Regions from separate parts of the Homo sapiens genome. Here all the other regions are linked to region 1. Evidence: read pairs that join two places in POLR2A ChIA-PET (ENCODE). Cell type or tissue: HepG2. All regions are shown on one strand. Each heading gives the region's core, and the rest is flanking DNA. Links, peaks and the distances in the headings are about the cores only. Region 1 holds the start of LOC105371929 (a long non-coding RNA gene). Region 2 holds the start of OXLD1 (oxidoreductase like domain containing 1). Region 3 holds the start of MCRIP1 (MAPK regulated corepressor interacting protein 1).

Evidence for each region. Peaks named below come from ENCODE experiments on the same cell type or tissue, not always from the same donor. Only the 100,000 strongest peaks of a DNase experiment are listed, where the experiment ranks them.
Region 2: POLR2A ChIA-PET joins it to region 1 with 10 read pairs; 7 of 35 experiments call an interaction of 5 or more read pairs at or near these places.
Region 3: POLR2A ChIA-PET joins it to region 1 with 18 read pairs; 21 of 35 experiments call an interaction of 5 or more read pairs at or near these places.

Annotation. Positions count from the first base shown.
Region 1 is chr17:81,722,346-81,732,419 of GRCh38, reverse strand. LOC105371929 (a long non-coding RNA gene) reads right to left here and starts at 1,105. Exons shown (of 3, transcript XR_935049.2): 1 at 1-1,105. RefSeq lists enhancers at 1-328, 9,412-9,953 and a silencer at 2,049-2,268. In HepG2, for the core only: no CTCF peak of the experiment used is centred there; DNase peaks (open chromatin) are centred at 4,336, 4,749 and 4,869.
Region 2 is chr17:81,662,132-81,671,168 of GRCh38, reverse strand. OXLD1 (oxidoreductase like domain containing 1) reads left to right here and starts at 4,564. Exons shown (of 2, transcript NM_001039842.3): 1 at 4,564-4,651; 2 at 5,585-6,133. The coding sequence starts at 4,592. The coding sequence ends at 5,968. It overlaps CCDC137 (coiled-coil domain containing 137), which reads right to left and starts at 4,432. Exons shown (of 6, transcript NM_199287.3): 1 at 4,269-4,432; 2 at 3,307-3,440; 3 at 716-944. The coding sequence starts at 4,402. It also overlaps a transcript of PDE6G not described here. RefSeq lists silencers at 4,199-4,348, 4,549-4,868 and enhancers at 3,525-4,446, 4,447-5,368, 5,529-5,638, 7,054-7,688. In HepG2, for the core only: a CTCF peak has its summit at 3,142 (motif pointing left); DNase peaks (open chromatin) are centred at 4,488, 4,863 and 5,318; H3K4me3 peaks cover 2,476 bases.
Region 3 is chr17:81,827,877-81,837,950 of GRCh38, reverse strand. It overlaps MCRIP1 (MAPK regulated corepressor interacting protein 1), which reads left to right and starts at 4,660. Exons shown (of 5, transcript NM_207368.5): 1 at 4,660-4,713. It overlaps PPP1R27 (protein phosphatase 1 regulatory subunit 27), which reads left to right and starts at 2,901. Exons shown (of 3, transcript NM_001007533.4): 1 at 2,901-3,187; 2 at 3,298-3,448; 3 at 4,099-4,459. The coding sequence starts at 2,998. The coding sequence ends at 4,222. RefSeq lists enhancers at 2,604-3,116, 3,117-3,629, 4,143-4,656, 5,683-6,196, 6,197-6,710 and silencers at 4,252-4,371, 4,482-5,041. In HepG2, for the core only: a CTCF peak has its summit at 4,553; DNase peaks (open chromatin) are centred at 4,120, 4,640 and 5,677; H3K4me3 peaks cover 1,840 bases.

The DNA of each region.
Region 1 (10,074 bases), core at 1,162-9,161:
CTGAAGTGGAAACTGTCTTGTTACCATAGGAGTGAGGCCCAGTGTTACCCAGAACCAGCTGCCTTTGCTGTTCTCTTGCTCACGCCTCAACCCTGGGTCACCCCAATTATTCCCTCCTCTCCTGCCTCACTGCGAGAGAACAAATCAGTCAATGCTTCAACCTGTGTCTCACCTGCAGAGAGGCTCCCGAGGCACTCGTCCTTCCCGGCAGCCCTGCCCTCTTGTCTTGCCTGGCCCTGTCTGCGCCCCAGTGCATACCTGAACCCCCATGTTCTCCTTTGTCTCCTGCGTCTGGGCCCATGGGGAGCGCCCGGGCAGCCGGCAGGTTGGGGGGAGGGCGCGATTCTGCTTCAGGCCCCGCGGATTCTCCTCTGCCCCAGCGGGCGCACATTTGGGCACCAAGACTGCACTTCTGCGGGGCACGGATCCGGGGGAGGGCAGGTGTCTCTCTAGGCCTCAAATCCAGGCCAGGAGCAGGGGGCGACTGGGCTGGGAGTGGGGAGCACCGCCTGGAGCACCAGCAGACAATGGGCGTCCTCAGCTGTCACCCCCTCCCTCCATTGTCTACTTGGTTGCCTGGCTGTTTTGTTTTGTTTTGTTTTTTTGAGACGGAGTCTCGCTCTGTCGCCCAGGCTGGAGTGCAATGGCGCGATCTTGGCTCACTGCAACCTCCCGTTCCCAGGTTCAAGCAATTCTCCTGCCTCAGCCTCCCAAGTAGCCAGGATTAAAGGTGCCCGCCACAACACCCAGCTAATTTTTGTATTTTAGCAGAGACGAGGTTACACCATGTTGGTCAGGCTGGTCTCCAACTCCTGACCTCAGATGATCCGCCTGCCTCCGCCTCCCAAAGTGCTGGGATTATAGGCATGAGCCACTGCGCCTGGCTCCTGGGTGTTTTTTTTTAATGGCTTTACTGAGACATAATTCACATACCACACAATTCAGAATGCGTCCAGCTCAGCGAGTTTCTGCATCTTCAGAGCTGTGCAGCCGTCACCGCAGGCAGTTTTAGATCATTTCCTCATCTCAGAAAGAGCCCTCCACCCTCCAGCTCCCGCCCCCTTCCCGCATCCCTCCCTCCCCAGCCCTAAGAGCTGTCTCCACAAAGTCGCTCAGGATGCCCCTGTAAGTGCTGCCACACAGCATCTGTCTGCTTATTTCACACAGCACAGTGCCCAAGGTCCGTCGGTGCTGCCGTGTGGATCAGAACTTCATTCTAAGGCCCAAGAGTCCACTGCATTGGGCACAGGACCCCCTGTGTGACCAACCTCTGTTGATGGACACAGCTGTTTCCGCCTCTCTGTGATTATGGATGTGCTGCTATGCACAGGCGCGCACAATGTTTTATGTAGACTCTTTTTTTTTTTGAGACAGAGTCTCACTCTGTCACCCAAGCTGGAGCGCAGTGGCATGATCTTGGCTCACTGCCACCTCTGCTTCACTGGGCACAAATGATTCTCCAATCTCAGCCTCCAGAATAGCTGGCACCGCAGGCACAAGACAACGATGCCCAGCTAATTTTTTTTTTTTTTTTTGAGATGGAGTTTCATCTTGTTGCCCAGGCTGGAGTGCAATGGCGTGATCTCGGCTCACTGCAACCTCCGCTTCCCAGGTTCAAGCGCTTCTGCCTCAGCCTCCTGAGTAGCTGGGATTACAGGTGTTAGTCACCACGTCCAGCTAATTTTTCTATTTCTAGTAGAGACGGGGTTTCACCATGTTCATCAGGCTGGTCTCAAACTACTGACCTCAGGTGATCCGCCTGCCTCGGCCTCCCAAAGTGCTGGGATTACAGGCATGAGCCACCACGCCTGGCAATTTTTGTATTTTTTAACGAGACAGGGTCTCCCTGTGTTGCCCAGGCTGGTCTTTAATTCCTGAGCTGAAAGTGATCCATCTGTCTAAGGCTCCCAAAGTGCTGGGATTACAGGTGTGAGCCAATGCGCCTGGCCGGACGTCTTCATTTATCTTGGGTCCTCACCTAGGAGTGGCATTGCTGGGTTGCACGGCCACTGTATGTTTAATTGTTTGAAGAACCACCAGCTGGGACGTCTTCTTTAAGCCCAAACCTGACCCACTGCTGCCCTGTCCAGGCCCCTCCCAGCTCTTCACTGCGTGACCCAGCTCTGCCAAGGACTCAGACGTGGCCCTGGCCGATACCTCCCACCATGGCTTCCATTGTGTATATTTGTTTATAGAGTCTTGTGCCATGCATATTTTTAAAAATATTATATAATCAAATGTGTATCTTTTCTATAATTCACGGGTTTTAAATTTTGCTATATCTTGTTAAGGGAATGCTCTTTATCAGATCAAGGAATTGTTCTTCTACTACTAGGTTGCAAAGCAATTTTTTTTTTTTTTGAGATGGAGTCTTGCTCTGTCACCCAGGCTGGGGTGCGGTGGCGCGATCTCAGCTTACTGCAAGCTCCGCCTCCCGGGTTCACGCCATTCTCCTGCTTCAGCCTCCCCAGCAGCTGGGATAATAGGCACACGCCGCCATGCCCAGCTATTTTTTTTTTTGTATTTTTAGTAGAGATGGGGTTTCACCGTGTTAGCCGGGATCGTCTCGATCTGACCTCATGATGTGCCCACCTCGGCCTCCCAAAGTGCTGAGATTACAGGCGTAAGCCACCGCGCCCGGCATTGCAAAGCAATTTTTAAAAATTGCAAATGAGGCCAGGCACGGTGGCTCACTCCTGTAACCCCAGCACTTTGGGAGGTTGAGATGGGTGGATCACGAGGTCAGGAGTTCGAGACCAGCCTGGCCAACATGGTGAATCCCCGTCTCTACTAAAAATACAAAAATTAGCCAGGCATGGTGGCGGTCACCTGTAATTCCAGCTATTCAGGAGGCTGAGGCAGGAGAATCACTTGAACTCAGAAGGTGGAGGTTGCAGTGAGCTGAGATCATGCCATCGCACTGCAGCCTGGGTGACATAGCGAGACTCTGTCCCCAAAAATATAAATAAATTAAATTTTTTTTTAATTAAAAAAATAAAAGTTGCAAATGAGTATTTTTCTTTTTTGAGACGGGGTTGCACTCTGTTGCCCAGGCTGGAGTCCAGGGCCACCATCACGGCTCACTGTAGCCTCAACCTCCTGGGCTCAAGCAATCCTCCCACCTCAGACCCCCAGTAGCTGGGACCACAGGTGTGCGCCCTGTGCACATATGCACCATGCTTGCCTAATATTTTCTTATTTTTTTAGATGGGGTTTTGCTACATTGCCCAGGCTGATCTTGAACTCTTGAGCCCAAGGGATCCACCTGCCTTGGTCTCCCAAAGTGCTGGGATTGCAGGCATGAGCCATGACCCCTGGCCCCTGCAAATCAGTATTGAATTGCACAAAATGCTGTTTCTGTAGCTGTTGAGATGCCTGCAGAAATTTTATTCTTTAATTTTTTTTTTTTTTTTTGACGGAGTCTCGCTTCGTGCCCAGGCTGGAATGCAATGGTGCGATCTTGGCTCACCGCAACCTCTACCTCCCAGGTTCAGGCGAGGGTCCCGCGTCAGCCTCCTGAGTAGCTGGGACTACAGGCACACTCCATGATGCCGGGCTAATTTTTGTATTTTTACTAGAGACGGGGTTTCACCATGTTGGCCAGGCTGGTCTTGAACTCCTGAGCTCAGGTGATCCGCCTGCCTCGGCCTCCCAAAGTGCTGGGATTACAGGCGTGAGCCACCACGCCCAGCCTCCTTTACTCTTAATGTAACATGCAGATAACATTAGTTAGTTTCCTGACATTGAAATTCTGATATAACCCCTACGTGATCATGAGGTCTGACATTTCTTATATGCAGCTGACTTCAATTTATTAATAGTTTATCTAGGCTTTCTACATCTACAGTCATGAAACAGATGTGTCTTAATTTTCATTTTGGAGTTGAGATCATGCTAGCCTTCTGTGAAAATTTCAAGACACGGATTTTTCTGTTCCATGAATGTTTGGTAAAAATTCACCCGTAAAACCAGCTAGAGCTGGCCAGGTGCGGTGGCTCACGCCTGTAATCCCAGCACTTCGGGAGGCCGAGGCAGGTGGATCACCGGGTCAGGAGATCGGAGACCATCCTGGCTAACACGGTGAAACCCCGTCTCTACTAAAAAATACAAAAAAATTAGCCGGGCGTGGTGGCGGGCGCCTGCAGTCCCAGATACTCAACTCAGGAGGCTGAGGCAGGAGGATGGTGTGAACCTGGGAGGCGGAGCTTGCAGTGAGCCGAGATCACACCGCTGCACTCCAGCCTGGGTGACACAGCGAGACTCCGTCTCAAAACAAACAAACAAGCAAAAAATGCTGGATACGGTGACTCATGCCTATAAATCCTAGCACTTTGGGAGGCGGAGGTGGGCAGATCACCTGAGGTTAAGAGTTCAAGACCAGCCTAGCCAACATGGCAAAACCCCATCTCTACTAAAAGTAAAAAAATTAGCCGTGGCAGGCACCTGTAATCCCAGCTATTCAGGAGGCCGAGGCAGAAGAATCGCTTGTACCCAGGAGGTAGAGGCTGCAGTGAGCCAAGATCAGGTCACTGCACTCCAGCCTGGGTGACAGCGTGAGACTCTGTCCCAAAAAAAAAAAAAAAAAAAAAAAAGAGCAGACACCCAAGGGTCAACAAACCCAGGAGCAAAACCAACACCACAAAACAGGCACACACAATACACCCAGGAGGTAAAACTCGGGCCCAAAGCCAGCAGAGCAAACATGAGAAGATACCAGGAAAAGTATAATGAACCCGGTCTCCAGAGAGGCGGCAGCACGTCACAGCCAATACACACCAAAGATCGGCTCTTTCTCCCTCTCCTCATTGTCTTCGCGTCGTCAGCTTCGGCCTGCGCTGACTTGCCTCATGGTCACAAGATGGCTGCCAGCAGCCTCCAAGGCCATTTGCTGCGTGGTCCACGCACGACAGGAGCAGAGCTTCCGCCGGTAGGGCCCGGAGTGTCGTCCTTGCCCAACCCACAAGCTGGCAGAGAAGTTTCCATCCCGGAAGCTACAATAAACATCTTACATATCATTGGCCCAGTGTGGGTGACAGGCCCATGCCTAAACCAGTCACTGTGGGCCATGCCGACTGGTTTAAACCAACCCTATTCATGCTGGGAGCTGGGGTCAGGCCCTGGTGCCCTTGAGGCCCAAGGACTGGGGTGGGGTGGTAGCTGCTTGAATAAAACAGCAGGCATTTTACTAAGGGGTGGGGGGCAGGATGTCAGATGACCTGAAGCATCACGTGACTATTTATTTTATTATTTTATTACTTTATTTATTTTTGAGACAGTTTAGCTCTGTAGCCCAGGCTGGAGTGCAGTGGTGCAATCTTGGCTCACTGCAATCTCTGCCTCCTGGGTTCAAGTGATTCTCCTGTCTCAGCCTCCCGAGTAGCTGGGACTACAGGTGCGCGCCACCATGCCCAGCTAATTTTTGATTTTTAGTAGAAACGGGGTTTCACCATGTTGGCCAGGCTGGTCTTGAACTCCTGACCTCAAGTGATCCACCTGCTTCGGCCTCCCAAAGTGCTGGGATTACAGGCGCGAGCCACTGCGTCCGGCCTGAATTGCCACATGAGTATTTATGCACACCCAAAACAAAATGACCCGGAAAGGTAGAACATAAGGCAGGTACGGTGATATTAACATCAGACAAAATAGAAGTGAAAACAACAATGATTACATAGGACCTAGAAGAATATTCCATCACTGAAAAAAAGAATGGTCTGCCAAACGTAACTGTGTGACCATCAGAAGTGTGTCCACAGAGGCTGGACTGCATCAGGGCTCCCAGGGCATCTCTCCTCACGTCTTGCCATCAGAACTGGGTCACATGGAGGCCGGGCACAGTGGCTCATGCCTGTAATCCCAGCACTTTGGGAGGTGGAGGTGGGTAGATCATTTGAGGCCAGGAGTTCAAGACCAGCCTGGCCAACCTGGTGAAATGCCATCTCTACTAAAAATATAAAATTAGCTGGGCATGGCGGCGCATGCCTATAATGCCAGCTACTTGGGAGGCTGAGGCGGGAGAATCACTTGAACCAGGAGGTGGAGGTTACAGTGAGCCAAGATGATGCCACTGCACTCCAGCCTGGGCGACAAGAGCGAAACTCCATCTCAAAAAAAAAAAAGAACTGGGTCACATGGTTTGCCACCACTCACCCGCCTCTCCCCTGTCTGGGCAGACTGGTGGGCTCTGTGCCACTAAGATGTTTACCTGAGACTAAAGCGGCAAGCGCAGACACGGAGCTGGATCACGTCAGGAAGGACTGTGAGGTGCACAGAGGATTGGACAGATCCAGAACCACAGGGAGAACCTTTCACACGCAATCTCAGAATTTACAAGGTTGGCTCAACATAACCAAGCAAGGACATAGAAGATTTAAACATTACGGCTGGGCATGGCAGCTCACACCTGTCATCCCAGCAGTCTGGGAGGCCAAGGCAGGCGGATCACTTGAGGTCAGGAGTTCGAGACCAGCCTGGCCAACATGGTGAAACCCCGTCTCTACTAAAAATACAAAAGTTAGCCAGGCGTGGTGGCAGGTGCCTGTAGTCCCAGCTACTCGGGACGCTGAGGCAGGAGAATTGCTTGAACCCAGGAGGCGGAGGTTGCAGTGAGCCTAGACCGAGCCATTGAACCCCAGCCTGGGCAATAAGAGCGAAACCTTGCCTCAAAAAAAAAAAAAAAAAAAAAAAAAGAAGATTTGCACATTACAATTAGCATGCCTAATCAAAAAGTCATGAATACCCAAATTAAGCTGTGTAACCAAGAGACAACACGTGTTCTTTTCAGACGTGCATGCAGCGGTTCACAAAAGTGTAGCGGGTACGAGACTGCAATAAAAATCTCCATAACTTCAGAAAACCAGCTGGGCCATGGCTCATGCCTGCTGTCCCAGGGCTATGGGAGGCCAAGGCCAGAGGATCGCTTCAGCCTAGAAGTTCAAGCTGCAGTGAGCTATTATTGTGCCATCTCACTCCAGCCTGGGTGACAAAGCGAGACCCCATCTCAAAAATAATAATAATTATTGTTATTTTTTGTTTTTTTTGAGATGGAGTTTCGCTGTGGTTCCCTAGGCTGGAGTGCGGTGGCACAATCTTGGCTCACTTCAACCTCCGCCTCCCAGGTTCAAGTGATTCTCCTGCCTTAGCCTCCCAAGTAGCTGGGATTACAGGCATGGGCCGCCACACCCGGCTAATTTTGTATTTTTAGTAGAGACGAGCTTTCTCCATGTTGGTGAGGCTGGTCTTGAACTTCTGACCTCAGATGATCGGCCCACCTCAGTCTCCCAAAGTGCTGGGATTACAGGAGTGAGCCACTGCCCTCGGCCACACACAAAAAAATATTTTTAAAGTATGAGCTTCAGGCTGGGCGTGGTGGCTCACACCTAAAATCTCAGCACTTTGGGAGGCCAAGGCAGGTGGATCACCTGAGGTCAGGAGTTCGAGACCAGCCTGGCCAACATGGCAAAACCCTGTCTCTACTAAAAATACAAAAATTAGCCGGGCATGGTGGCGCATGCCTGTAATGCCAGCTACTTGGGAGGCTGAGAAAAGAGAATCGCTTGAACCCGGGAGGCAGAGATTGCAGTGATCATACCTCCCGGGAGGCAGAGGTTGGAGATCGTACCACTGCACTCCAGCCTGGGCAAAAAGAGCAAAACTTCGTCTCAAAAAAAAAAAAAAAAAAAAAAAAAGAAAATATGGAGAGCCAAGTGATTGATGATAAGGCAGACGCTCAGGCCATAGTGGGGAGCAGAACCAGTGTTCCAGAAGCTTCCAGAAGCCACTGGTGCCACCTCCCAGTTACAGGTTTCCCAACCCACACCCTTCTGACTTTATGGGGACTGTTTCCCCTTTTTTGTTTTACCACCTCAGTATGTGCTCCTAAATGCTACATTTCTTTTCTTTTTTTTTTTTTTGGAGACGGAGTCTCGCACTGTCACCCAGGCTAAACTGCAGTGATGCGATCTCAGCTCACTGCAACCTCCACCTCCCGGGTTCAAGCGATTCTCCTGCCTCAACCTTAGCTGGGGTTACAGGTGCCTACTACCACACTCGGCTAATTTTTTGTATTTTTAGTAGAGACAAGGTTTCACCACGTTGGTCAGGCTGGTCTTGAACTTCTAACCTCAGTATTCTCCCGCTTCAGGCTCCCAAAATGCTGGGATTACAGGTGTGAGCCGCCGCACCCGGCCCTACATTTTCATTTTGCTTCTTTGTTTATTGAGACAGGGTCTCACTCTGTTGCCCAGGCTGGAGTGCAGTGGTACAATTTCAGCCCACTGCAGCCTCCACCTCCTGGGCTCAAGTGATCCTCCCACCTCAGCCTCCCGAACAGCTGGGACCACAGGCGTGCGCTACCACACCTGGCTAATACTTAAAAATTTTCGTAGAGATGGAGTTTCACTAACTTGCCCAGGCTAGTCTTGAACTACGGGGCTCAAGTGATCTTTCCACCTTAGACTCCTGGGTAGCTGGGACTACAGGCACGCACCACCACGCCCATCTCCATTTGTGTCCAAGTTTCTATAAATACATGTTTTCTTTCCTCCTGGGTACGTACAGAGGCGTGGAATTACTGGGTTAGATGGTAACTGTGTTTAACACTTTGAAGAACTGCCAGACTCTATTCCACAGCGGCCACACCACCCTCCATTCCCAGTAGCGCTGGATGGTTCTCATTTCTCCACAGCTTCACCAACACTTGCTCAGTTTCTGTCCTTTTGATTTTAGCCTAGTGGATGCTGCCGCATCTGTGGTGGTTTGGATTTGCATTTCCTTAACAACTGATAATGCCGAGTGGTGTCTCCTGTGTTTATTGGCCATTTGTATACCTTCTTTCCCATCCTGTGCCATTAACAACTTTCTTTCTTGTAAGAGTTTTCTTATATGTTCTAGACTGTAGTCCCTTATCTGATACGATTTACAGAGATTTCCTCCCATTATGCGGGCTGTCTCCCGCTTTCCTGATAGTGTCCTTTAAAGCACAGAAGTTTTTTTGTTGTTGTTGTTGAGACAGTTTTGCTCTTCTAGCTTAGGCTGGAGTGCAGTGGTGCAATCTTGGCTCACTGCAACCTCTGCCTCCCGGGTTCAAGCGATTCTCCTGCCTCAGCCTGCCGAGTAGCTGGGACTGGTGTGCTCCACCATGCCTCGGTAATTTTTTGGTATTTTTAGCAGAGATGGGGTTTCACCATGTTGGCCTGACCTCAGATGATCCACCCGCCTCGGCCTCCCAAAGTGCTGGGATTACAGGTGTGAGCCCCCACGCCAGGCGAATAGACTTTTCTTTCCCCACTGAATTGTCTTGGCATCCTTGTTGAAATTTCTTGACAATAAATGATTATTGTGTAACTTTTTGTAAACTATGAAGTCACTTAAAAAAATGCATGGAGGCTGGATGCGGCGGCTCATGCCTGTAATCCCAGAACTTTTGGGAGGCTGAAGGGGGTGGATCACTTGAGGTCAGGAGTTTGAGACCAGCCTGGCCAACATGGTGAAACCTCGTCTCTACTAAAAATACAAAAAGGAGCCAGGCTTGGTGATGTGCACCTGTAGTCCCAGCTACTCATGAGGCTGAGGCACGAAAATCGCTTGAACCTGGTAGGTGGAGGTTGCAGTGAGCTGAGACCTCACCACTGCACTCCAGCCTGGGTGACAGAGCAAAAATCCATCCAAAAGGAGAGAAAAAAAAAAAAAAAAAAAAAAGCACGGAAATGACTGCTGACTCAGCAGGTGACTGCTGAAATGCTGACTCAGCAGGGTCCAGATCTCTCCCTGGCCCCCAAGCGTGAAACTGACTGGCTTCTGGCCTTCGGACCAGGTGGCCTGCAGGGCCTGTGGGTTAAGGGCCATGAAACCACAGGACTGACATCCCCTCTGACCTACCCCCACCCTGGGCCTGTGCCCTGGACCTGGGGAGCTGTGGCTTCTGTGGAGGGTGGGTAAGGAGCCCTGCCCACTGGCCTCCTCTCCCACCCCACCCTCTGCACCCTGCCCTGTGGTGGCCCACTGCCAGGCCTGGCCCTGCCAAACCAGACTGGGCACTTTCATCCCCTGACTGGCACTGTCCCAGTGGGGCTGACT
Region 2 (9,037 bases), core at 1,038-9,037, 61 kb after region 1:
TCAAACCTTCAAAGCTTTTTTTTTTTTTTCTTTTTTTTGAGATGGAGTCTCGCTCTGTCACCAGGCTGGAGTGCAGCGGCACGATCTCAGCTCACTGCAACCTCTGCCTCCCGGATTCAAGCGATTCCACTGCCTCAGGCTCCCAAGTATCTGGAATTACAGGCATGCACCACCACGCCCGGCTAATTTTTTTTTTTGTATTTTATTAGAGACAAGGTTTCACCGTGTTGGCTAGGATGGTCTCGATCTCCTGACCTCGTGATCCACCTGCCTCAGCCTCCCAAAGTGCTGGGATTACAGGCGTGAGCCACTGTACTCGGCCAAAGCTTTTAGAGAATTAGGAAGGTGTAGTCTCTTGGACGAGAGACATTCTGTTCTAATGGAAACAGAACCCCTGGGCACGTCACCCTCAGACCGACCCCCTCAGGGCTGATTCCCACAGGGCTAGGGCTTTCTGGTGCTTTTCCTGTGAAAGCAAGGACCAAGCGAGGTCTCCGCAGAGTTCCCAGGTTCCGCAGCCTCCTGGAGGCCACACCCTCACTGGCTCCCAGCTGGATGCTCCGACTCGCCAACTCCCAGGGCTCTGGCTTGGTCTCCCTGAATCCAGGCTGCCCCATGGCTATGAAACAGGGTACCTGCAGAGGGCCGTCATGGGAACCCAATGTCTTCCCTCCGGCTCCCAGGGCAGACCCCTCCCCCTCCCGCCTCCACTCACGCTTTTTTTGCTTTTTTCTGCTCAGACTTCTCCTTGGGAGCTGCCTGCACCTCTGGCTGCCGGATGGCCTGGTTCTTGCTGAGGAACAGCACATGCTGGGCCTCTTGCTGCATGCGGTGGATATAGGCCCCGTCAGACTCCCCCTTCCTCTGTTTGAACTTGGGGACTGCGATGTCGGGCTCCTCTCCCTTTGCTTCCTTCTCCAATGTCTTTCTGAAGGTCACCTGGGCTGAGGACAAAGGGAGGCCTCAGAGGAGGCAGGAGGCAGACAGTGGCAGGCAGGTGACCCATGCTCATTTCCCCTCCCAAAGCCACAGGAAGGGAAGACCAGGCTGGCTGGAAGCACCCCAACGACAGCAGCTGAAGAGGATGTAGAATGCCCGGCCCGGCATCCCCGGGGACGTGACCCCCCAGCCCAATGGCACCTGTCACAGATGTCCACTGCAGCACAGCTGAAAAAGGAAAGCAGAAACAACCTAATGTCCACCCCTAGGTGGCTGGTTGAATGAATTCTCCTCTGATCACCCACAGACTCCATTGCACAGCTGCCGAAAGAAGCCCAGTGGAGCTACACAGAGAAACGTGGGCAGACCTGCCGGGCGCGGTGGCTCATGCCTGTAATCCCAGCACTTTGGGAGGCCAAGATGGGCAGATCACAAGGTCAGGAGATTCAGACCATCCTGGCTAACACGGTGAAACCCTGTCTCTACTAAAAACACAGAAAAAATTAACTGGGCATGGTGGTGGGCGCCTGTAGTCCCAACTACTCGGGAGGCTGAGGCAGGAGAATGGCGTGAACCCGGGAGGCGGAGCTTGCAGTGAGCCGAGATTGCGCCACTGCACTCCAGCCTGGGCGACTGAGCGAGACTCCATCTCAAAAAAGAAACGTGGGCAGACCTATGACATCCACTGAGAACGCAAGCGCAGGACCCCGGGCGAGTGTAGAACACAGGAGGCGGACAGTGCCAGGCAGGTGGTTGTGTTCATAAATATGTGAAGACATGCATATTGCCAGGCATGGTGGTTCACACCTGTAATCCCAGCACTTTGGGAGGCTGAGGTGGGCGGATCACCTGAGGCCAGAGTTCGAAACCAGACTGGCCAACATGGCAAAACCCAGCCTTTACTAAAAATACAAAAACGAGCCGGGCATGGTGGCACAGGCCTGTAATCCCAGCTACTGGGGGGGCTGAGGCACAAGACTTGCTTGAACCTGGAAGGTGGAGGTTGCAGTGAGCCGATATTCTGTCTCCAAAAAAAAAAAGGCCAGGCACAGTGGCTCACACCTGTAATCCCAGCACTTTGGGAGGCTGAGGTGGGGAAATCACTTGAGGTCAGGAGTTCAAAACCAGCCTGGCCAACATGGTGAAACCTCGTCTCTACTAACAATACAAAAATTAGCTGGGCTTGGTGGCGTGTGCCTGTAATCTCAGCTACTCGGGAGGCTGAGGCAGGAGAATTGCTTGCACTGGAACTGGGACAGGGGAGGCAGAGGTAGCAGTGAGCTGAGATTGTGCCACTGCACTCTAGCCTGGGCTAGAGGGAGACTGTCTCAAAAAAAAAAAAAAAAACCACACACAAAAAATTAGCTGGGTATGGTGGTGCGTTACCTGTAATCCCAGCTACTCAGGCGGCTGAGGCAGGAGAACTGCTTAAACCCAGGAGGTGGAGGTTGCAGTGAGCCCAGATCACGCCACTGCACTCCAGCCTGGGCGAGGAAGCAAGACTCCATCTCAATAAATAAATAAATAAACAAACAAACAAAGGTGCCAATTCAATGCAGCACGGTTCAGAACGTGCCATGTGCTACCCAGGCCAGTGCGCCTCCTCCCTGCACCTTCCTCACCTCTATCTCACTATCCCTTTGGCAGCCATATAACCCCCAACAAGAAGCCTACAGTTTATACACAAATTATAAAACAGCTTTGCTGTAAAACCAGTGCCACGTTTGGGAAGAGAAATGTGTCTATAAGCAAAATATACACACAGTGGACTCCGTTTCCCAACATGCCCAGAGTGTTACCTCTGGGTTGCAGCGGTGGACATGTGGACACCCTACCCAGACTTGGGGGAGGAAGGCAAGACTTCTCAGAGGGGCCTGATGGAATTTCCTCCTTCAGCTCCTGACTCCACCCACTTCTCTCTACCATTGCTTCAGCACTCTTGTCCCAAGAATCATGGCTTCTCCCTGGCAGTAGCCCCGCCAGTTGCCAGGTCCACTCTCCCTCACTCCATCATCGCTCGGTGACCCTTTTTTTGCTTAGAGTAAACATGAATTGGCCGTGCCCTGCTAAAAACTCTGATGAATCTTCGCTACTTTTGGGGAGAAAAAAACGCCGCTCCTTAGCATGGATCCTGAGGCCCCATAACGGGTCCTCCCCGCCCACCCCACAGCCTCCTTCCAAGCCTCGTCTGGAACCACAGCGCCACCAGCTGCCAGCCACTGCTTTAGCTTTGGCCACGCTCCCCCACCTTCTGAGCACCGGGTCTTGGCATATTTCCTCTGCCTGAAACGTTCTGAAGTATTTGGGCGATTGGGCGGGTTGAGACACACAAAGCTTCACTGCCGCCCAGTATGGGCCTGCACACACCTGCTTTCTTCCTCTTCTTGTTACTGATCGGGTTTTTCATCTCTTGGCGGCTCCTCATAATCTCCCGGAGCCGGAAAGGAATCTCCTGTTCGTCCTGGTTCTTGGGCTTGCAGTTCACTTTCTTCTTCTCTTTGCTGGGAGAAAGAACACGGGGGTGAGACCCGTCCCAAGTAAAGCACAAGCAGAATCAGTAAGAGAAACAATAGTTGGGTCTGGCAATAGAATCTACACGGGCTGGCCGGGCTTGGTGGCTCACGCCTGTAATCCCTGCACTTTGGGAGGCCGAGATGGGCGGATCACGAGGTCAGGAGATCGAGACCATCCTGACTAACACAGTGAAACCCCGTCTCTACTAAAAATACAAAAAATTTGCCGGGCGTGGTGGCGGGCGCCTGTAGTCCCAGCTACTCGGGAGGCTGAGGCAGGAGAATGGCGTGAACCCGGGAGGCGGAGCTTGCAGTGAGCCGAGATCGCGCCACTGCACTCCACACTCCAGCCTGGGCGACAGAGTGAGACTCCGTCTCAAAAAAAAAAAAAAAAAAAGAATCTATCTATACAGGGGCCACATCTGGCTTCTGTGGTGCGAGCCGGTCCAGCAGTCCAGGGAGCAGGGATCTTTCCTCTCGGTCTCACTCAGTGGCTGTCCCTGAACCCCTTCCTCACGGGACGCGAGGCCGAAAGGCACTCCGAAAGCCCAGGAGGCCTTTCCGCCCTGACCTCGTCCAGAACCACAAAGACGGGACACTGGGACGCGGGAAAGGCAAAACCAAGGACTCGCTCGCGCCTCCATTCATTCAACCGATCCTGGCGGAGCGTGGGCCGCGGGCACAGACAGAGGAGGGCACTGAGCCCGACCTGGGGAAGGGGTCCGAGCGAACGCTCCCTAGGGGGTCCCGGGCGGAGCCTTCAAGGCGTCCCCTTCTCTGGGGAAGTGTGGCGGCCTCGCGGGGCAGCGCAGTCACCTGCGAAGCCCGGGCCACGGGGCTGGGCGCTGCTTCCCCAGCGGCTGCACTTGCTGCCGCCCCCGCGCTCGCCGGGGACTCCCAGGACCCGCCTGCACCCTGGACACCGCTGCTCCGCGACCAGCTCCCGCCATCTCCACGCCGGGAGGCTCCCTAGCGAAGCCACTTCCGCCTTCCTGCATGGTTCCGCCCCACCGATCGGCACTTCCGCTTCCTGCGCTCAGCCTCACGCTGGCTGGAGCGGCGCGACTTCCTGAAGGTCCGGGATTGGCCGGAGCGCCCGCCGCTCACGGTCAGGGGTTGCCGGATCCCGTCCGCGGGCGATGCTGCTGCGGAGGGTGGTCGAGGGAGGCCGGGCGGTAGCCGCCGCGGTCCGTGGCTCGGCAAGTACCAGGACGGGTCTTGGCAGCGCCGAAGGGCACGTCCGAGAGGCCGCTGTCCGGGGGCCCGCACGTACCGGGAGGAGCCCCGGCCCCTCCACCCGCATGTGGGGACGGAGCCGGGAGGATCGCGCGCTGGCCGCCGCCGAAGGACCCCTCGCTCCTCTCCTCCATCGGCTCTTACCGAGTCCCCGCCCCGGAATCTGTGGAGGGGCCGCTTAGCCTTGGGAGAGGAAGCAGCCCGGTGAACGGCCACTTTCCTGTTTCTCAGTATCTGCCGAGCGCCTGTGTGCGAGCCCTCCTGGGCTCTGGGGACTGGCCGTGGACATGGAGCGGATGATGCCCCTCGCAGGACTAGTTAAATAAGTGAAGTTGGTAGCGTGTCAGTCCGTGATCCTGGGTAGATAGAGCAGGGCAGCGACGGAAGACTGCCTATAGGACATTCACGCTGGGATGAGAGGGGCCTGAGAGGCCTGGGCTTTGTGACAGGGAAACTTGGATAAAGGGTGGTGCGATTCTTCCGGTTGGTCCCTCAGAGGTGGTGGGGCTTGGTTATACTGGTAGAGGTGCTGGGCTGGCCAGGAGCTTACAGGGTTACACCTCTCGCATACTGGTGTCCACAGAGCAGCCATCTTAGCTGGAGGTGTCGAGTGCCTCCCCCACCCCCCACCATGTGCTTGAGTGCACACCCGGCGCCAGGCCCTGATCCTGGCACTTCTTGTGAATCACACCGTGTCATACCCATGACTTCCATTGCACAGTGGGGAAACTGAGTCTAGAGAGGTGAAATAACATGTCTAAAGTCACAGGAAGTGAAAAAGCTGAGGACATGGAGCCAGTTGCCCAATGACAGGAGAGCTGAAATGTCCTCACTGCTGGGGGTAGACCGGGCCTCACCAGCTTCCTGGAGAGTCACATGTTTGTCTGCATCCTCAGGGGGCTCGCCGGTTCTCCAGCCCGGACTGCTGCCAGAGGCTTCCTGGAGGTGGCAGCTTTCTTCAAAGGCACCATCCCGGAGCGCAAGCCCCTGATGGGCGCAGAAAATTCGGGACAGACCACGTAGAGGTGGGCTCCCAAGCAGGTGCGGACGGCACCAGGCCGCCCAAGGCATCGCTGCCACCTGAGCTCCAGCCGCCCACAAACTGCTGCATGAGTGGCTGCCCCAACTGCGTGTGGGTGGAGTACGCGGACAGGCTGCTGCAGCACTTCCAGGACGGTGGGGAGCGGGCCCTGGCTGCCCTGGAGGAGCACGTGGCTGATGAGAACCTCAAGGCCTTCCTCAGGATGGAGATCCGGCTGCACACCAGGTGCGGAGGCTGAGCCATCCCTGCTGGACTCCCTACCGCAGGACGGAGTCCAGGACGCAGCCGCAGCCTCCTTCCTTCACACCCCCTCACAGACTCCTTGTGTCCAACGGGAATAGGAAGAATTAGTTACTGACTTCACCTGAGAAAAAAATAAATTCTCTATGGTGGTTTCACAGGAGGTTTTTGTTTTGGGGGTGGTTTTTTTGGCAGTATGTCTGCCAACCAGAATGGCTGCTGATTTGGCCTCAACAGGAGGCTTTTGTGTGGTTGTCCGTAAGGCTTGTGTTGCATCTTCAAAGCGAGCAGGTCCAGGTCGGCATTATGCACCTCCGGAGCTCTTGCAGCCATCACCCTGCCATGAGGGTAAAATAAGACCCCCAGCCGAGTGTGGTGAAAATAAGACCCCCAGCCGGGTGTGGTGGCTCACACCTGTAATCCCAGCACTTTGGGAGGCTGAGGCGGGCAGATCATGAGGTCAGGAGATGGAGACCAGCCTGACCAACATGGTGAAATCCCATCTTTACTAAAAATACAAAAATTAGCCAGGTGTGGTGGCAGGCGCCTGTAATCCCAGCTACTCAGGAAGCTGAGGAACCCAGGAGGCAGAGGTTGCAGTGAGCTGAGGTCATGCCACTGCACTCCAGCCTAGGTGACGAGAGTGAAACTCTGACTCAATAAATAGGACCCCTTTTCGTTGAACAGTCAAATGACAGTGACCCCAGTGCCCCTTCCAGGCCAGGTCCCACCTTCCCCCAAGTCCTGGCAAAGGCCTGCTCTGGTTGCTCTCAGCGTGCAGCAGAGGGAAGGCCATCTGATCTCATTGAGTCACTGTGGCAAAGCCTTTGGCAGGCACAGAAGCCCACAGGCAGCCTGGAAGTGCCCATCTGTCCAGCTGCCATCAATCCCTGGCAGGGGTCCTCGGGTGCCCTTCCACCAGCCTGGCAGGGGCTGCAGATCAGCCCTCAGTGGCCCAAGCACTACCTGGAACCAGTCCTTCCAGCTCCTTCAGCCGCAGCTCCCAGGGGAGTTGGTAAGAGCAGCAGGACGTGGCCAGGCGTGGTGACTCACGCCTGTAATCCCAGCATTTTGGGAGGCCTAGGTGGGTGGATCACCTGAGATCAGGAGTTTGAGACCAGCCTGGCCAAACGTGGGGAAACCCCTTCTCTACTGAAATTACAGTAATTAGCTGGGCACGGTGGCGGGTGCCTATAATCCCACCTACTCAGGAGGCTGAGGCAGGAGAATTGCTGGAACCTAGAGGTGGAGGTTGCGGTGAGCTGAGATGGCACCACTGCACTCCAGTCTGGGCGACAGCAAGCAAGACTCCATCTCAAAAAAAAAAATACTAAAGTTAGTGGGGCATGGTGGCACACAACTGTAGTCCCAGATACTCGAGAGGCTGAGGCAGAATTGCTTGAACCTGGGAGGCAGAGGTTGCAGTCAGCTGAGATTATGCCACTACACTGCAGCCTGGGTGACAGAGCAAGACTCTATCTCAAAAAGAAAAAAAAAAAAAACCGGCCAGGCGCGGTGGCTCACGCCTGTAAAGCCAGCACTTTGGGAGGCCAAGGCGGGCTGATCATGAGGTCAGGAGATTGAGACCATCCTGGCTAACATGGTGAAACCCTGTCTCTACTAAAAATACAAAAATTAGCTGGGCGTGGTGGCAGGCGCCTGTAGTCCCAGCTACTCAGGAGGCTGAGGCAGAAGAATGGCGTGAAGCCGAGAGGCGGAGCTTGCAGTGAGCTGAGATCACGCCACTGCACTCCAGCCTGGGTGACAGAGCGAGACTCCGCCTAAAAAAAAAAAAAAATTAGCAAGGCTGACATGCCTAAGTTTAGCAATCCTGAAAATGTGGATTATTCCATAAGAAATCTAAGAAAACAAGGAAAGAAAACAGTTCTCAGTGGCAGTCAGGGAAACCTGCCATAACCAAGTGGCCTGTTCTCTAATGTCACCTACATGGGTTTTTAATCTTTGCAGATTCATGTGTGTAAGTACAGGATGTGGGATTTGCAACCTTATGTGGTCCTCCCTGCTCACCTAAGATGTAATCTACAGCTACCCTATTATCTAAGACAACCTGAGCCGGTGAATGAATTCCTCTCTGCTGGGCGGCCTTGCCGACGCACTTTTCTCAGCAAGAATTCCCGAAGTAAGATTCCTCATCCTGTGCTCGTGGGATGCCACTCCCCACCAAGTCGCCCAAAGACCCAGGTCCATATTTTTGGTACCCAGGATCCCCAAAGCAAGTCCGCGGACTGCTTAGTTCTGTAGCCTCCGCCTCCTGGGTTCAAAGCCATTCTCCTGCCTCAGCCACACAAGTAGCTGGGACTACAGGCGCGTGCCACCACATCCAGCTAATTTTTTGTATTTTTACTAGAGACGGGGTTTCGCCATATCACCCAGCTGGTCTTGAACTCCTAGGCTCAGGTAATCCACTTGCCTCGGCCCTGTAAAGTGCTGGGATTGCAGGCATGAGCCACTGTGCCCGGCCAACTGCTTAGTTTTCATGAGTTGTTTAGTTAGTGAGAGCTATAAACCAAAAGTATCTGAGACAGGCCTCAATGAATCTACTTACTGATTTATTTGAGATGAAGTTTTGCTCTGTGGCCCAGGCTGCAGTGCAGTGGCGCGATCTCGGCTCACCACAACCTCCACCTCGCGGGTTCAAGCGATTCTCCTGCCTCAGTCTCCCAAGTAGCTGGGACTACAGGCGTGCCCCACAGCGTCTGGCTAATTTTTATATTTTTAGTAGAGACGTGGTTTTGCCATGTTGGTCAGGCAGGTCTCCAACTCCTGACCTCAAGCCATCTGCCCACCTCAGCCTCCTGAAGTGCTAGGATTACAGGTGTGAGCCACCATGCCTGGCCAATTTATTTATTTTTTATTTCAATACTTTTTGGGGAACAGGCAGGTTTTGGTTACAGGGATGAGTTCTTTAGTGGTCAATAAGTTTGGAAAGGTTATTTTGCGAAGGTTGACGACATGCCTGTGACAGCCTCAGGAGGTCCTGGCAACATGTGCCCAACGTGGACACATGTTGCTTTTATACTTTTTAGGGAGACATAATACATCAATC
Region 3 (10,074 bases), core at 849-8,848, 110 kb before region 1:
CAAGACCTCAGAATGTGACCGTTGTTTGGAAACAGGATGCTTGCAGATGTCACTGGTTAAGATGAGGCAATACCCAACTATAACTGGTGTCCTTATACAAGGGGGTGATGTGAACAGTGACAAAGGCTGGGAGAACACCATGGAGATGAAGGCCGAGATCGTGGCGATGCTGCTAGGGCCAAGGACACCAGGATTGCTGGCGGCACCAGAAGCTGGGGAGAGGCTTGCGACAGACGCTCCTCAGAGCCTCAGGAGGAACCTGCCCTGCTGAAACCCGGATCCCAGATTTCAGCCTCCAGAGCTCTGGGACGGACCGTCTTTTTTTTTTTTTTTTTTTTGAGACGGAGTCTTGCTCCATCCCCAGGCTGTAGTGCAGTGGTGTGATGTCAGTTCACTGCAACCTCCACCTCCTGGGTTCAAGCAATTCTCCTGCCTCAGCCTCCCGAGTAGCTGGGACTAGAGGCGCCTGCCACCACACCCAGCTAATTTTTGTATTTTTTTTTCCCGAGACAGAGTCTCGCTCTGTCGCCCAGGCTGGAGTGCAGTGGCGCGATCTTGGCTCACTGCAAGCTCTGCCTCCCAGGTTCACGCCATTCTCCTGCCTCAGCCTCCCAAGTAGCTGGGACTATAGGCGCCTGCCACCATGCCCAGAAAATTTTTTGTATTTTTTAGTAGAGATGGGGTTTCACCGTGTTAGCCAGATGGTCTCGATCTCCTGACCTCGTGATCCACCTGCCTTGGCCTCCCAAAGTGTTGGGATTACAGGCGTAAGCCAACGCGCTTGGCCTTTTTTTTTGAGATGGAGTCTTGCTCTGTCACCCAGGCTGGAGTGCAGTGGCACGATCTCGGCTCACTGCAAGCTCCACCTCCCGGGTTCACGCCATTCTCCTGCTTCAGCCTCCTGAGTAGCTGGGACTACAGGCGCCCGCCACCACGCCCGGCTAATTTTTTTTTTTTTTTTTTGTATTTTTAGTAGAGACGGGGTTTCACTGTGTTAGCCAGGATGGTCTCAATCTCCTGACCTCGTGATCCACCCGCCTCGGCTTCTCAAAGTGCTGGGATTACAGGCATGAGCCACCGTGCCCGGCCTAATTTTTGTATTTTTTAGTAGAGAAGGGGTTTCACCTTGTTGGTCAGGCTGGTCTCGAACACCTGACCTCAGGTGATCCACCTGCCTCGGCCTCCCAAAGTGCTGGGATTACAGGGTTGAGCCACCACGCCTGGCCAACCATCTGTTTTTTAAGCCACTCAGTCTGTGGTCTGTGAAGACAGCCCCGGCAGACTCATCCATCCAGCTTCAAGTGCTGCAGTGCTCCTAGCACAATCGATCGCTGTCCCTGACAACAAAGACCTCCCTGGTCAACTCTGTGTCTGTGTCCCATCCCATCCACTTGCTCATGTCCTGTAGTCCAAGCCCTACTTTGGACCTCCACTGGGGCTGTTGCAAAAGTAAAGGCAGCCAGCAATGAAGAGCCTGTTGGAACACGAGTTTTAAAAATTCCCTTGGCTGGGCGCAGTGGCTCACGTCTGTAATCCCAGCACTTTGGGAGGCCGAGGCGGGCGGATCACAAGGCCAGGAGTTTGAGACCAGCCTGGCCAATATGGTGAAACCCCGTCTCTACTAAAAATACAAAAATTAGCCAGACGTGGTGGTGCATGCCCCTGTAGTCCCAGCTACTCGAGAAGGTGAGGCAAAATAATTACTTGAACCCGGGACGCAGAGGTTGCAGTGAACCGAGGTTGCGCCAATGTAGTCCAGCTTGGGCGACAGAGTGAGACTCTGACTCAAACAAACAAACAAAAAAATTCCCTTGGCTGTGCTTCTAGAGGTAAGATCACAGGGGCCGGGGCAGAGAGAGCACACCACCCAGGGTGTGATGGTCCCTGAACGTGGAGAGCAAACTGGACACCACCTTAAGTGTGAGTATGTGTGTCAAACCTGGAATGCAGAGACACTATGCAGGGTGAACCCATGAGTGTGTAGGGAATACCCTGTCCCCTGCAGGTGTGTGAGGCAGGGGAGCCAGGCACGTGGAGGAAAAGTCGCAGGACTGACTGAGCAGGAGCCTGAGGCACTGAGATCCCAGCCAAGGATGCCTGCGGGGTTTCTGAGCAGGAAGCAGCACCATCAGAGTCATTTTTTTTTTTTTTTTTTTTTTTTTTGAGACAGAGTCTTGCTCTGTCGCCCAGGCTGGAGTGCAGTGGCACGATCTCGGCTCACTGCAACCTCCGCCTCCCGGGTTCACGCCATTCTCCTGCCCCAGCCTCCCAAGTAGCTGGGACTATAGGCGCCCGCCATCACGCCCGGCTAATTTTTTGTATATTTAGTAGAGACGGGGTTTCACCGTGTTAGCCAGGATGGTCTCGATCTCCTGACCTCATGATCCGCCTGCCTAGGCCATCAGAGTAGTTTTGGGAAAACCACTGAGAGTGAGGCAAGCCACGCTGGAAGGTGAAAACTGACAGGTAGGGAGATGGAGGGGCTAAGGCCTGTTTCACCACAGCACGGTGGACCTGTGCTTCTGCAGATGTGGAGGGGGTGGCCGCCCCTCACTTTCCAGGAGGTAGAGAGCAAAAGCCCTTCCAATGACCTTGGTACCTACTGTGCCCTTGATCTCGCGTTCCTAGCTATCTCATGGGTTCTGCACCGGTGCCTCCTCCTGCCCTCGGTAAGGCACCTTCTAGGTCCAGCTGTGGGGCAGGGAGCGACAGGCAGGAATGATCTGACCCCTTTGGCCGGGCACGGTGACAGATGGGCTGAAAGATGAGTCACTAAACATGATCTGGGGTGCGGGGCGGGGGTGCAGCTCAGTTTCAGCCCCTCGCGCCGGGGAGGATGACCGTGCAGCTTTATATAGCCCCTGAGCCCTATATAAGCAAGTCAGAGGCCGGGGCTCGTCCGACAGGAGCCCTCAAGCTGATCTGGTCGGGACCGGATACATTATTAACCCCAGTGCAGTAGGGTCCCCAGGGGCAACCTGCCCCACAGCGCCCAAGATGCCTAGCAGAACTGCCCGCTATGCCCGCTACAGCCCACGGCAGCGGCGGCGGCGGATGCTGGCTGATCGCAGCGTGCGTTTCCCTAATGATGTCCTGTTCTTGGACCACATCCGGCAGGGTGACCTGGAGCAGGTGGGGCGCTTCATCCGGACTCGGAAAGTCTCCCTGGCCACCATCCACCCCTCAGGTGAGCAAAGCCTGGAAGAGCTGGCCAGGGCCTGTGGGGTGGTGGGAGAGGCCAGCAAGGAGGACCTGACCTGGGGCTCAGTCTTGACCCCTCCCGTCCTCCCTGCCCAGGCCTGGCCGCCTTGCATGAAGCCGTGCTCTCTGGAAACCTGGAATGCGTGAAGCTGCTGGTCAAATACGGGGCTGACATTCACCAGCGAGATGAGGCGGGCTGGACACCCCTGCACATTGCCTGCAGCGATGGGTACCCTGACATAGCCAGGTGAGGGGGCCCTGGGTCTACACAGGCTTGAACCCGACCCCTCCGGGCCTCAGTGGGTCCCCAGGATGGGAGCCCCAAAATGTAGCCCGGGTGGTGTCGGCAAGAACCCTAGAGGCTGGGGGCGGTGGCTCACGCCTGCGCCTGTAATCCCAGCACTTTGGGAGGCCGAGGTGGGCGGATCACCTGAGGTCAGGAGTTCGTGACAAGAACCCTCTCACTACTAAAAATACAAAATTAGCCACGCGTGGTGGCGCGCGCCTGTAATCCCAGCTACTCAAGGCTGAGGCAGGAGAATCACTTGAACCCGGGAAGTGGAGGTTGCCGTGAGTCGAGATCATGCCATTGCACTCCAGCCTGGGTGATAAGAGCGAAATTCTGTCTCAAAAAACAAAAAAAACAAAAAAAGAACCCTGCAAACCCTAGAGGCTTCTGGAATCCTGTTTCTGCCTTTGTCCTCAATAGAACCAACTTGAAAAGCTGGCCACAGCTTCCAAAGGGTCAGGTTTCTTCCTCCTCACCCTACCCGGACCTTAGGACCCCAAGGTGGGGGACACACAGGTGACCCCAGGACTCTGGCCCTCTGACCCGGGTTGGGGCGAGCACTCTCCTGGCTCCTCCCCGCTTCAGCCAGAGCGACCTTTACACCCCAGGTACCTTATCTCCCTGGGAGCGGACAGGGATGCAACCAACGACGATGGCGACCTGCCCTCCGACCTCATCGACCCGGACTACAAGGAGCTGGTGGAGCTCTTCAAAGGGACCACGATGGACTGAGCCAGCTTTGCCCGCCCGCCCCCGCGCCCAGGGCCGCCTCCCTGGAGAAGCCGCGCGTCGCCCATGGGCCAGCACGTGCCCCACCCGTGGGCCAGGGGCGGCCGGACCCGTCCCTCCACGACCCCGCCACCCCTCCTAGGCCTGGCTTTGTCCCCAGGTGAATTTTTTACTGTGACACTTTTTACTTTTTCAATAAACGTGACTCCCAGGTGAGGGGGCCTGGGTCTACACACGTGGTCCCTGTGGTGGTGTCCTGATTACTGGGCTCTGGCCGCTCCCAGTGGCCGGCGGCGCTCACCGTTCGGGCCAGGGAGGTCCGGAGCTTCCGCCACGAGCCCCAACCCCGCACGGGAATCCCGGCCGCCCCCGCCCTCCGCCAGCCGGGCGGTCACGTGAGAGCGCGCTGCGCCTGCGCCTGTGCAGCCCGCGGTGGCGTCACTTCCGGCGGGGCCTCCCAGCTGGAAGAGGCGGTGGCGGCGGGTCGGGGCGAGGTGAGGCGGGTGCGGCGCCGGGCGGCGGGGACGGGGCGGGGCGGGGCGGGCGCGGCTGGGCCCCGCCCTGGTGTCGCCGCGCGGCCGCGGGTGCCCTGCAGGGCCGGGCGGGGCCGGGCGCGGGGGAGTGGCCGGGCAGCCGGGGTCCGAGGGAGGGGCCCGCGTTCCCCGCCCGGCACCTGCAGGAGGGCGCGGCCCGCGGGGCGCCTGGGAGCGCGCGTGGGGAGGGCGCGGCTCGGACTGAGCGCCTTTCCCGCCCAGGCAGGGGCAGGTGCCGGGGACCCAGCGCCGCCGGACGCTCGCAGCGGGCCAGCCTTCTGCCGCCGTCGGGGCTTTGGGGCTGACAGAGCCCCGCTTTCCCGGTCTCCTGGAGGGACCGTGCCTGAGGATGCCTCCGATTCTCGGAGCGCCGCGGGCCCGGCCGTCCGCATTCTTTTTCTGTCCATTTTTCGGCCTTGCCCTCTTTCCCGTCTCCCCGGGCGGTGATGCTGGGCCTAACGGGGAGAACGGGGCCTCCGCCTGCCTTCTAGGCACTCACTGGGCGGTGGTTGTGACCGCGGGGGCGGGAGCCATACGGGGCACGGGCTGTGCTTCTCTCCCTCCTGCCCCTGGGTAGCCGTCGCAGGAAGGTGGTCTTTCAGCTGGATCCCCAAGGATGAGTAGGATAGTTTTGGGCAGAGAAGACAGCTTGACCAAAGGCCCTGAGGTGTAAACAGGGACCAGTGAGTGGACTTTGGGTGGGATGTGGCGAGAACGTGTAGAGAGGGTGGGAAGTGGGACGTGAAGGAAGAGCCAACAGGGCTGGATTTGGGGCGAGTCAGGGGAGGTTGTGGTTTGAGTGGGATCAGGATGGGGAGGAGGGCGCACACGCTCAGGCTGTTGCTGCCACCACCCAGGGGAGAGGGTGAGGAGGTGGTGCAGCGCTTAGAGGCTTTCCCTGGGCGGTCTTCAAGGGACCACGAGGTGCCAGTGTGGCAGCTGTGACAGCCGTATCCTCGTGCGCCTGCTTGGGCAATAGATCATTTTCTAGCCTCGTTGGCTGAAAAAGACACAGAACACGAAGAGAAAGTGGAGTCTTAGAAACTTTGAATCTCAGAAACTCCGGAGGAGCATGGTGACTAGCGATGGCGTCACTGATTCTAACTCTGGAACCTCACTATTGTCACGTTGCTGGAGTGTTACCTCATGGCCTGTTCTTAGGCATGTGGCTGTGTGGGGGAAAGAATTTGGGACTGGGAGGCCAGAGACTGGGGTTCTGTCCCCTCCCCACCTGGAAGTCTCTAAAGCCCTTGGGTCCCCTGGAGGAGGAAGGTTCTACATAGTTCTACCCAATGCGACTCCCCTCCCTATCTGGAGGGAGGGCCAGTCTCTGAGCAAAGCCACATGGGTATCAGTAGGGAGTGGGTCTTTCAGGGAGTCCAGAAACCTGCTGTAGGGTGCAGGCAGAGTGGAGGCAGACTTTGGGAGGCTCAGGCCAGCTGCAGCATTCGGGCTGAGCCCCAAATGCTGTGGCCCCGGAGGCCCTGGGAGGGGCACCGCTGCTTGGTGGCAGGCTCCTTCAGCGCTGAACTGGAAGTTCTCAGGGTATCTTTCTGGTCCAGCTGTGGGGATGTGGGCAATGTGTGTAAGGGCCCAGCGTGGTGGCTGCCCTGCCCTTAGCCCGACAAGTGTTTGCTGTGGCTGGTGGCAGTCTCTTCTTTCAGTCCCCAGTGCTTTTCTGGGCCTCCACCTTCCTAAGAGTGGGCTGACTCTACATTCCAGTTTACCCAGAAGAGTTGTTTCATTCTTGATAATCAACAGCATCCCTTTCGTTCTTTTTTTTTTTTTTTTTTTTTGAGGGCAGAGAGCAGAGATGGGGCCCTTTTTTGTTTGTTTGTTTGTTGTTTGTTTTGAGATAGAGTCTTGCTCTGTCTCTGTTTCCCAAGCTGGAGTGCAGTGACATGGTCTCTGCTCACTGCAACCTGCGCCTCCTGGGTATAAAGCGATTCTCCTGCCTCAGACTCCTGAGAAGCTGGAATTACAGGTGCATACCACCATGCCTGGCTAATTTTTTTTTTTTTTTTTGAGAGACAGAGTCTTGCTCTGTTGCCCAGGCTGGAGTGCAGTGGCACAATCTCGGCTCACTGTAACCTTTGCTTCCTGGGTTCAAGCGATTCTCCTGCCTTAGCTTCCCAAGTAGCTGGGACTACAGGCATGTGCCACCACGCCCAGCTAATTTTTGTATTTTTTTTTAGTAGAGATGGGGTTTCACTGTATGTTGGCCAGGCTGGTCTCGAACTCCTGACCTCAGATGATCCTTCCACCTTGGCCTCCCAAAGTGCTGGGATTACAGGCATGAGCCACTGCGCCTGGCCTAATTTTTGTATTTTTTTTTTTTAGTAGCAATGGGGTTTTGCCATGTTGCCCAGGCTGGTCTCAAACTCCTGACCTCCTATGATCTGCCCACCTCAGCCTCCCAGAGTGCCAGGATTACAGGCGTGAGTCACCGCACCTGGTCGAGATGGGGCTCTTTCTATGTTGCCCAGGCCAGTCTTGAACTCCTGACCTCCCAAAGTGCTAGGATTACCACCACATCTAGCCCCTTTCTTTTTTCTTTTTTTGAGATGAAGTCTCACTCTTGTCCCCCAAGCTGGAGTGCAATGGCGTGATCTTGGCTCACTGCAACCTCTGCCTCCCGGGTTCAAGCGATTCTCCTGCCGCAGCCTCCTGAGTAGCTGGGATTACAGGCGACTGCCACCACGCCTGGCTACTTTTTGTATTTTTAGTAGAGACGGGGTTTCACCATGCTGGCCAGGCTGGTCTCGAACTCCTGACCTTAGGTGATCTGCCCACCTCAGCCTCCCAACGTGCTGGGATTACAGGCGTGAGCCACCACGCCTGGCCCCAGCCCCTTTCATTCTTAACAGCATCCAGTTGAACCATACAGCACATGCTTGTCCTGTCCATCATCGTATTGGATAAGGAGCCACAGAGACCTCACTGAGCTGCTGGCTTTCCATGGCTGTGCTTCCGTCCCTATTGGAGCAGGCGAGCCTACCTGTGGGCTGCATCACTTTGAATGAGGATGCTGAGGCTCAGAGGAGCTTGCCCGGGGCCCCAGAGCAGGGGAATACCTGCAGCCCAGTAGGCCAGGCCCTGTAGGCTGGACGGCCACGGAAGCAGGCAGTCACGTCCTGCAGAATGCACAGACTTGCAGGTGGCCTGTGCTCTGTGTGGCTGGTGGCAGGTAGTCCTGTGGCAAAGGCTGTTGGGGCAGGAGTGGAGCAGCAGGTGACACCTGGTAAAACAAGTTGGGACTGGACAGTGGGCTTGATGGCAGCAGAGGGCCTGGGTGACACCCTAGTGCTAAGTGACTTGGGGATAGGGTTTCAGGAAGATCATGTAGACATCTGTGTCCACCTGTCCTGATGCTGGGTGTCTGGAACTGGAGGTTGTCCCAGCACTGGGTGGGGTGGGGTGGCGTGGGATGTGGAAGACTTTGAGGGGAAGGGGAGAAAACACCTAAAGACCATGTAGCCTGAGGGGCTCTGGAAGGGTGGTCCTGGGCCAGGAGAGTGTCATCGAGGGTCCTCCCATGTGAGACCCCAGCCATTGTGAGCTGCGCTATATTTTACAGTACATTGAGAAATAAAAACCACCATTGGTTAAATTCTGACGTGTTAGCAATTGTCAGGCGCAGCCCAGTTTCAAAGATGTTAAAATATGAAAACTATGAAAGAAAACTCTCAGAGGCAGTGGGGTGTGGTGTAGCGACTGAGGAGTACGGGGCCGTGGCCGGGACATCGGCATGCTCGGTCTTGATTCTGACAGAAAGAGGGAAGGAAAACGGGACCGAGGCATCGCCTGACCCTCCCTTACTGCTGTCACCCTGGTGGTGGCCCAGGTGGGATGAAGGCAGGGGGCCGGGCTGGATGGGGTCTCGAGACCTCTGAAGTGGGGCTGTCTCTCTGGGCTGAATGGAGCCCCTCCCTCCCACCCTTCACCTGTGGTCGGCCTCGGTCAGGCCGCCACTCCCCTTTACCTGGGCAGCTGAGGTGTCAGTCTCCTGCTGGCTCAGGGGCTGCCACCTCAGGTGGCCGTCTGCCGTGTGCTGGGTCTTTTCCGGCTGCCCCCGGCGCTTCTCTGGGCCTGTGCCATTGTCCCCTGCTCACTCTCACCCACTATGGTCCTGGGTCCCTCCACATCCACCACCTCAGGGACCCCATGCATGGATGTTGTGCCTCAGGGTTCCCTCTGCTTAGCCAGACACCAGCCTGCTGCCCACCAGGCCTGAGCTAGGGCTGAGCTGCCTGCCAGCCACACTTCCTGCCCTCCCCCCTCAGCTGTGTGCCTCACTATGCTAGGCCGCCCCGCTGAGGTTGTTGGAGGCCTTATTGTGGCTCCATGGTGACCTCTTGGTTCAGAGCTTGCTTGACCTCCAGCCCTCTCCGTGGATGGCTCCTTCCTGCCCTCACAGGCACCGTCCTGGCCCCGGCTCCAGTTATGTCCATGCCTCGGCCCTCTGCAGCTTCCTCCCATTCCATGTGTCCCAGGGCCTGTCTGTGGCCCCTCAGGTCCTGCTCTTGTGCTTGGTGTCCGTCTCTGCGTGGGGGCTGTGGTGCCCCCTCTGGCTGCTGATTCCCTTATGGGAATAGGCCAGGTGTGCATTGCTACCCTTCTGCGGTGGCTCTTCCCTTTGGGTAATTACGAGTGAAATTCTCCAGCTGTCCTTGTACGCATCTTGGGTGTGTGTACCTAGGAGCAGAATGGCTGGGTCATAGGTTGTGCACAGATACTTGATTTTTAATGGAAAATTCCTTCTGGGTCAGAATTGGGCACCCAGCTCCTTGGCAGGGCCCCAGGAGGCAGTGAGGCTGAATGAGCTGCAGAACCGTTTATTGTGCTTCCAGGGGGACAGCAGGCCCCTGGCCTCTTGGAACTGCTGGCACATCCAGGAAAGCCTGGGGCTATGTGTGCAGGGTCGGGGGGTGGGGGGGCAGTGTGAGGCCCTGGGGGTCCCTAAGCTGGAGGAAGAAGTAGGGAGAGGTGGGAAGGGCTCTTCGTGTCTGGGAAGACTTAGAGGACACAGCCTGTGGTATTGAGGGTGTGGGTACATTTCTTTTCCTAACAAGAGGAGGCAAACGAGACTCCTTGTTGACTTAAAAAACTGTATGGGTGCAGCTGGGTGTGGTAGCTCACACCTGTAATCTCAGCACTTTGGGAGGCCGAAGCAGATGGATCACGAGGTCAGGAGATCGAGACCATCCTGACTAACACAGTGAAACCCCATCTCCACTAAAAATAGAAAAAATTAGCTGGGCGTGGTGGCGGGCGCCTATAGTCCCAGCGACTCGAGAGGCTGAGGCAGGAGAATGGCGTCAA